Linked DNA regions of Homo sapiens: region 1 is linked to region 2. The links are chromatin contacts, found by Hi-C or POLR2A ChIA-PET in ENCODE. All regions are on one chromosome and are shown on one strand. Each heading gives the region's core, a stretch centred on a gene start or an enhancer-like site at or near the end of the contact. The rest is flanking DNA. Distances are from core to core; before and after follow the strand shown. Region 1 has its middle 59 kb from the start of LINC00938. Region 2 overlaps LOC105369743 (a long non-coding RNA gene).

Region 1 (3,013 bases), core at 92-2,591, 150 kb before region 2:
AAAGGCTTTATCTGTTGGAATACAGAAAAGTGGTATTAATTTCTCCACCTCTAAGTGTAATCATGGCACTTCCCCTTACTAATTCATGTATCAGGTTTGTTGTGAGGATTATGTGAATTAATATACGTGAAATGCTTGGACTATTGCCAGGCACATAGTAAGCTCTCAATAAATGTTATTTTCTTATTATATTTATAGAATGTTAATTATTATGAAGGTGGGCAGCTTCTGATGTGACTGCCAATGATCCCAACTTCCTGGTATTCATATCCTTGTGTAATCCCCTCCAGTTGAGTGTGGGCTTAGTTACTTGCTCTTAATAAAAAGAGTATGACAAAAGTGGTGGAAATACTAATGTCTATTAACAGTAGACAGTGGCTTGTATTTTGCTGGACTCTATATCTTTCCCAGCTTTCACACTTTGCAAACTACCATGTTTGAGAGGCCCACCTGGCACAGAATTAGGGATGGTTTCTGTCCAACAGGCTGCAAGGAACTGAATTCTAACAATAACCATGTGAGTGAGCATGGAAGTGGATCCTTTCCCAGTCGAGCCTTGGAATGACTACAGCCCCACAGGACACATTGATTGCAGCTTGTGAAAGACTCTGAAGCAGAGTACCTAGCTAAATTGTGTCCAAATTCCTGACTCACAGAAACTGTGATTTTGTTCTTTTAAGCCACTAAATTTCGGGGCAATTTGTTATGCAACAAGAAATAATACATTTTTTTTGTTATCAGTATCATAATAATCATTATTATTAGCAATATAACATAGAGTTAAGAATATGACCTTATTCTAGAATCAAATGGCCTGAGTTTGAATCCCAGCTCTTCCACTTACTAGCTGTTTGACCTTATGTCAATTATTTTCCTCAACAGCAAGATGGAGCTAATAATAGTTGTGAAGAGTAAATGAATTAATACATGTAAAAACTCAGGCACTTAGTAGGTGCTGTATCTGCTGGATGCTGCTATTATTTAATGAAGTGGAAACCAGTACACAGACCCTGCTCCTGCTAGTATTAGCCATCAGCTCTGGTTTTCTGTTAAAATCTTTTGCAAACCAAGAATTCTTTCTAGTTTTAGTTTATAAATACATTCAGCCCAGTGCTGAGGTGAGAGGCAAACAGAAAGAATAATGGTTTCTACATTATTTTATGAAGAGAAACTGAAAGTCCTTTCAAGTAAACCTTCTTAAAGATAAGGAATTGGTTTCGTTCTCTGAAAGAGAAGTGAAATTTCATGCCATCTTGTCATCTACACTCAAATATTGCATATTACTTAGATGGATTACAGTAGACAGGGGGATAAGCCCTTAGTTTACATTCACAGTTCTTACATGGCAGGCTCAGAGTAACCATACTATTGAATGCTGAGTCAAACAGAAGCCACAGAAGTAATTAGGTTCTAGTAGTCCAAGAAAGAGCTGGGCAGAGGCAAGGTCTAAAGAAATAACTTCACTAGGTAAGAGATTAAAATTTGAGCCAGTGTAAGATCAGACAAAAGCAAGCTTGAAAACAAAGAGGTCATTTATGGAGGCAAAGATTAGGTGTCAAAAGACCTTTAAAGAACAAAAATAATACATCACATTTGTATAGCACTTCAGGGTTTACCACACGTTTTAACACACAGTATTTTATTAGCTCCTCACAACAACTGGGTAAGGCAGTGCTAATATGCTATTCTCATTTTGAAACAAGGCAATGGAAGATCAGTGGGGTTAAGTTACTTACTTGAGTTCACACAGCCACTAAGTGGGATTAGAGTCAAAACTTCTTTCTGATCTGTGTGATAGAATATTTGGTGTGATAAAGCCATTGGGTTATCTTTTTTCATCAGTTCCTGTGTCATCCAAGATAGGATTATTTAGGACTTAACATTCTTGACCAGGAATGTATACTCTGTGAGCAGGGCATGGCAGACACCTTGTAAGTGAGCTTGAATTTTGAGTTCCAAGTTCCAAGTAGGTTTATTTTATTCCAGTTAACAAACTTTGCTTCTCTCCATATTCCTGTTCAGTAGCTATTTTGTGAGACGTTCCAAACTCCCTGAAATCTTTTGATAAAAATTAAGTAAGAAAATGTTAAGTTCCATGGATATTCGAAAGTAATGACTCCCTATTTAAAAACTACCTTGCACTAACTACCTATGACATTTTCACAATATTTTATGGTATAAGTTTGGAGTTGATTTCAGTATAGAAACACCATTTAATATAATGCGGAAAATGGCCCTGGATTATGCTTTTTGCAAACCATACCCGTCATACAATATAGCAACATGAGGTTTTTTTTTTTTATCTAACCTTAAATTTATCCTTCATAAGCAAATAGTTTATATGTCAGTTTTTATCTTTCTTTGCCAAATACTATGTATCAGTAATCTTTATAAATTTTTACTAAATATAAACAATGTGCCTAGGACCCAGAGATGTCCTTAGGCACTGTAGTCTAGAAAAGGACATAAGTTATTATGTCCATGTTAGGGATTTTTTCCTCTCCTTCTAACACTCAATGCCTTCATTATGTAGCCAGTTGAGTGTTTCACGCTGAGGCACCCTTTCAAATGTGCCATTCTTTGGAATGGCCTTAGGATTCTAGATCTTCCTCTTACTCAGCTGGTCTACTGAGTGCCATATGGTATATTAGGTTCTCTGACGATATAGAGTCTTAGTAGGTAAAAATATATGCAAGCACATTCATTCATTCATTGCATAACTATTTACTGCCCCCATGGAGCTTTCATTCTGATGACAGAGACATTCAATAAACAAGATAATGCAGAAAAATGTGCATAGTGAGAAATGCTAAAGATTTTAAAAATCAGAAAAGGAGATTTAAAGGAGGGTTTTGAAATTTTGGTCGGGAAGACCTCACTAAGGTGAATTTTGAGTAAATAAGTGAGGAAAGAAGCTAAGTGACAAGATGAAAGTCATGCACAGCAAAGGTTTGTGGAAAGTACTTTAGAAACACACACAATGATGTTAATGGCAGCCAATACTCATATAATA
Region 2 (2,700 bases), core at 157-2,656:
GTTTCTTTAAGTGGAGGGGCACCCGAGTATTTTGTCCATTTCCAGAGCAAATCCTTGGAGATGTGCCCCTGCATCACATCCCAAACTAGTTAGTCATTTCAAGTAGAAAGGAGGTACATGTGAAGAAAGAACTTGAAGAATTGTATTTCTGTATCTTTGTGTGTGTGTGTGTGTGTGTGTGTGTGTATGTATGTGTGTGTGTGTGAGGAAGAGAGAGAGACAGAGAGACAGGATCTTCTCTGTCATCCAGGCTGGAGTGCAATGGCACGATCTGAGCTCACTGCAACCTCCGCCTCCCAGGATTAAGCAATTCTTGTGCCTCAGCCTCCTGAATAACTGGGATTACAGGCATGTGCCACCGTGTCTGGCTAATTTTTGTATTTTTTATAGAGACGGGGTTTTGCCATGTTGCCCAGGCTGGTCTCAAACTCCTGAGCTCGGGTGATCCACCTGCCTCAGCCTCCCAAAGTGCTGAGATTATAATAGTGAGCCACCACGCCCGGACTTGTTTCCATATCTTAAAAAAAATAAAAATAAAAAAGCATGGAAATATGAGTTCTTCTGTTCCTTGAAACTGGGAGTGCATTAATTCATTCTTTCATTCAGCAAATATTTTAGGACCTACTATGTGTCAGGCTCTTTTCTAAGGGCTGAGAATTTGAGGCTAAAAAGCAGGGAACAAAAAATTAAATAAACTGACTTCATGGAGCTTACGATGTAGTGAAAGAGACAGACCCAACACATAAATACACAACTTAATACCAGGTAGTGGTAAGTGCTTGGAAGTAAAATAATGTCAGATAAAGAGACAAACAAAAATGGCATGGAACGCTTTTATGAATTATGATCTGGAAAGGACTCTCTGAGGCTTTCTTTTCCTGTCCTTGTTTTATTCCTTATTTCATATCTTTCCTTTTCTTTCCTTCAGTCATGCAGACACCTGATGGAAGAGTCTTCCAGGCAGAAGGAAGGACAAATACCCTTGATATACATGTACTTGGCCGGCATGAGGAAGAGCAATGTGGAAGGTATGGTTGGAACAATGTGAGAGAGGAAGTGAGTACAGGGAGACCAAGTTTGAGACACAGGCAGGGCCAGGTGTTGAAAAGTTTTTAGAGTGCCTGCTTTCCTTGAAATACCATGGGGTGCTTACTCTTGGACACGTATACAGAGGGATACACTCAGATGTAGCTTCTAGTAGAGTCCTGGGTGAGGGGCGTGTTTTGTGGTTTTAATTGTAAGACAATAAAAACGCACAAGGGGAAATTGCTCAAGCTAGATAAATGCAGGGATCCATTGCTGGCCCCACAGGTACCCACAGGGAGGCTGATGAAGGCTAAGATCAATGCAAGGGCTGCTTCAGGGGAATTCAGAGGCGTGTTATATGTCTTATTTCCGGGTGCAGTAGCAGTAACTGGGTCACGCCAGCATTTTTTCAAAAAACCACCTCCCCCGCTTCAGATTACTACCGGCTTCCCTCTTCTAGTAAAAGAGACATCTGCTTCTATGTATAGAAGAGCCTTCAGGCCCTGAATTATAGTGTGGTAATTCATGCTTAACTGTTTTAATGGCTGCATAGCCCTCAGCCTTGCATCTCCTAACGCAGGAGATACTAATTATTAGGCTATAATTCACACTGTGTGAGTTCTTATTGCTCATCTTTCTTGTAGGATACAGATAGTTGGGAACATATAGTGCCTGTGAATGACCAGTATGCTCACTCCAATAACATCAGGCAAGCAATTCCACATAATACTGAAGAAGGTAAGAGTGTAAAGACAGATAACAAAATGGCTTTTGAGAGACAAGGATCATTTTTAACAAAGTGCATTAACTAATTGACAGTGGTAGCAACTGTCTACAGTCTGCTCATACAAAAACTTTTTTTTTCTTTTTGAGATGATGTCTCGTTCTGTCACCCAGGCAGGAGTGCAGTGGCCTGATCTCGGCTCACTGCAACCTCCGCCTCCCAGGTTCAAGCGATTTTCCTGCTTCAGCCTCCCAAGTAGCTGGGATTACAGGCGCCTGCCACCATGCCCAGCTAATTTTTGTATTTTTAGTAGAGACGGGGGTCTCACCATGTTGGCCAGGCTGGTCTCGAACTCTTGACCTCAAGTGATCCACCTGCCTTGGCCTCCCAAAGTGCTGGGATTACAGGCGTGAGCCACCGTGCCTGGCCTGCTGATACAAAAACTTTCTATCAAACCCTTGTAAGGACAAGGGCTTATAAACTAAAGTACAGCCTTTTAAGGGAGACTGCAAAAAGCACTGACATTTGTCTGCAAATTCACCTGCAGATCTGATGAATCTTTTGTGATGGATTTGGGAAACATATTATTTTCTCACAGCTTAAGGAAAAAGTTGTGGTGTCTTTTGAAGGTTCAAGAACTAGAACTTACGAAGCCATGGGAATGATACAAATTGGTAGAAAACAATAACATTCTCACAGCTGGACCATCTGGTGGGTTATTCAGACATAGCTTTGTATATCACTGAGCGGCTGCCATAAAGCACCAGATGAAGATAAGAGCTGGCGTCTACTTCTAATTTTCCAAGGCTTAAATTGCTTTAGTGCCTTAAGTTCTGGAAATGAGAACTTCATCTGCAACAGCCTCAGCATCTTCCAAAATGTAATTTTTTTAAACAAATTATGATGTCAGTAGAACTTTAGGATAAGAACCTTACATCTTCATTATCAAC

What was found. Hi-C counts contacts between places; a loop is a spot of excess contacts on that map. ChIA-PET counts read pairs that join two places held with the same protein, here RNA polymerase II (POLR2A). Pooled maps may share reads with other maps.
Region 1: a loop to region 2 is called in a map of naive thymus-derived CD4-positive, alpha-beta T cell, with 3 times the contacts of the local background. The contact joins two enhancer-like sites. A Hi-C loop is called at or near these places in 1 of 168 maps with a recorded cell type or tissue (naive thymus-derived CD4-positive, alpha-beta T cell) and 7 of 50 pooled maps. POLR2A ChIA-PET finds 5 or more read pairs at or near these places in 2 of 52 experiments (PC-9 and activated CD4-positive, alpha-beta T cell).

The regions. Positions count from the first base shown.
Region 1 is chr12:45,667,504-45,670,516 of GRCh38, reverse strand. No RefSeq gene overlaps it. Among named protein-coding and RNA genes, the nearest start is that of LINC00938, 59 kb to the left of the region's middle. Within about 2 kb of position 1,341, at least 4 of the 41 ENCODE cell types and tissues checked have a DNase peak (open chromatin) inside an H3K27ac peak, as active enhancers do.
Region 2 is chr12:45,517,382-45,520,081 of GRCh38, reverse strand. It overlaps LOC105369743 (a long non-coding RNA gene), which reads left to right. Exons shown (of 7, transcript XR_944886.3): 2 at 929-1,028; 3 at 1,671-1,764. Among named protein-coding and RNA genes, the nearest start is that of LINC00938, 210 kb to the left of the region's middle. Within about 2 kb of position 1,406, at least 3 of the 41 ENCODE cell types and tissues checked have a DNase peak (open chromatin) inside an H3K27ac peak, as active enhancers do.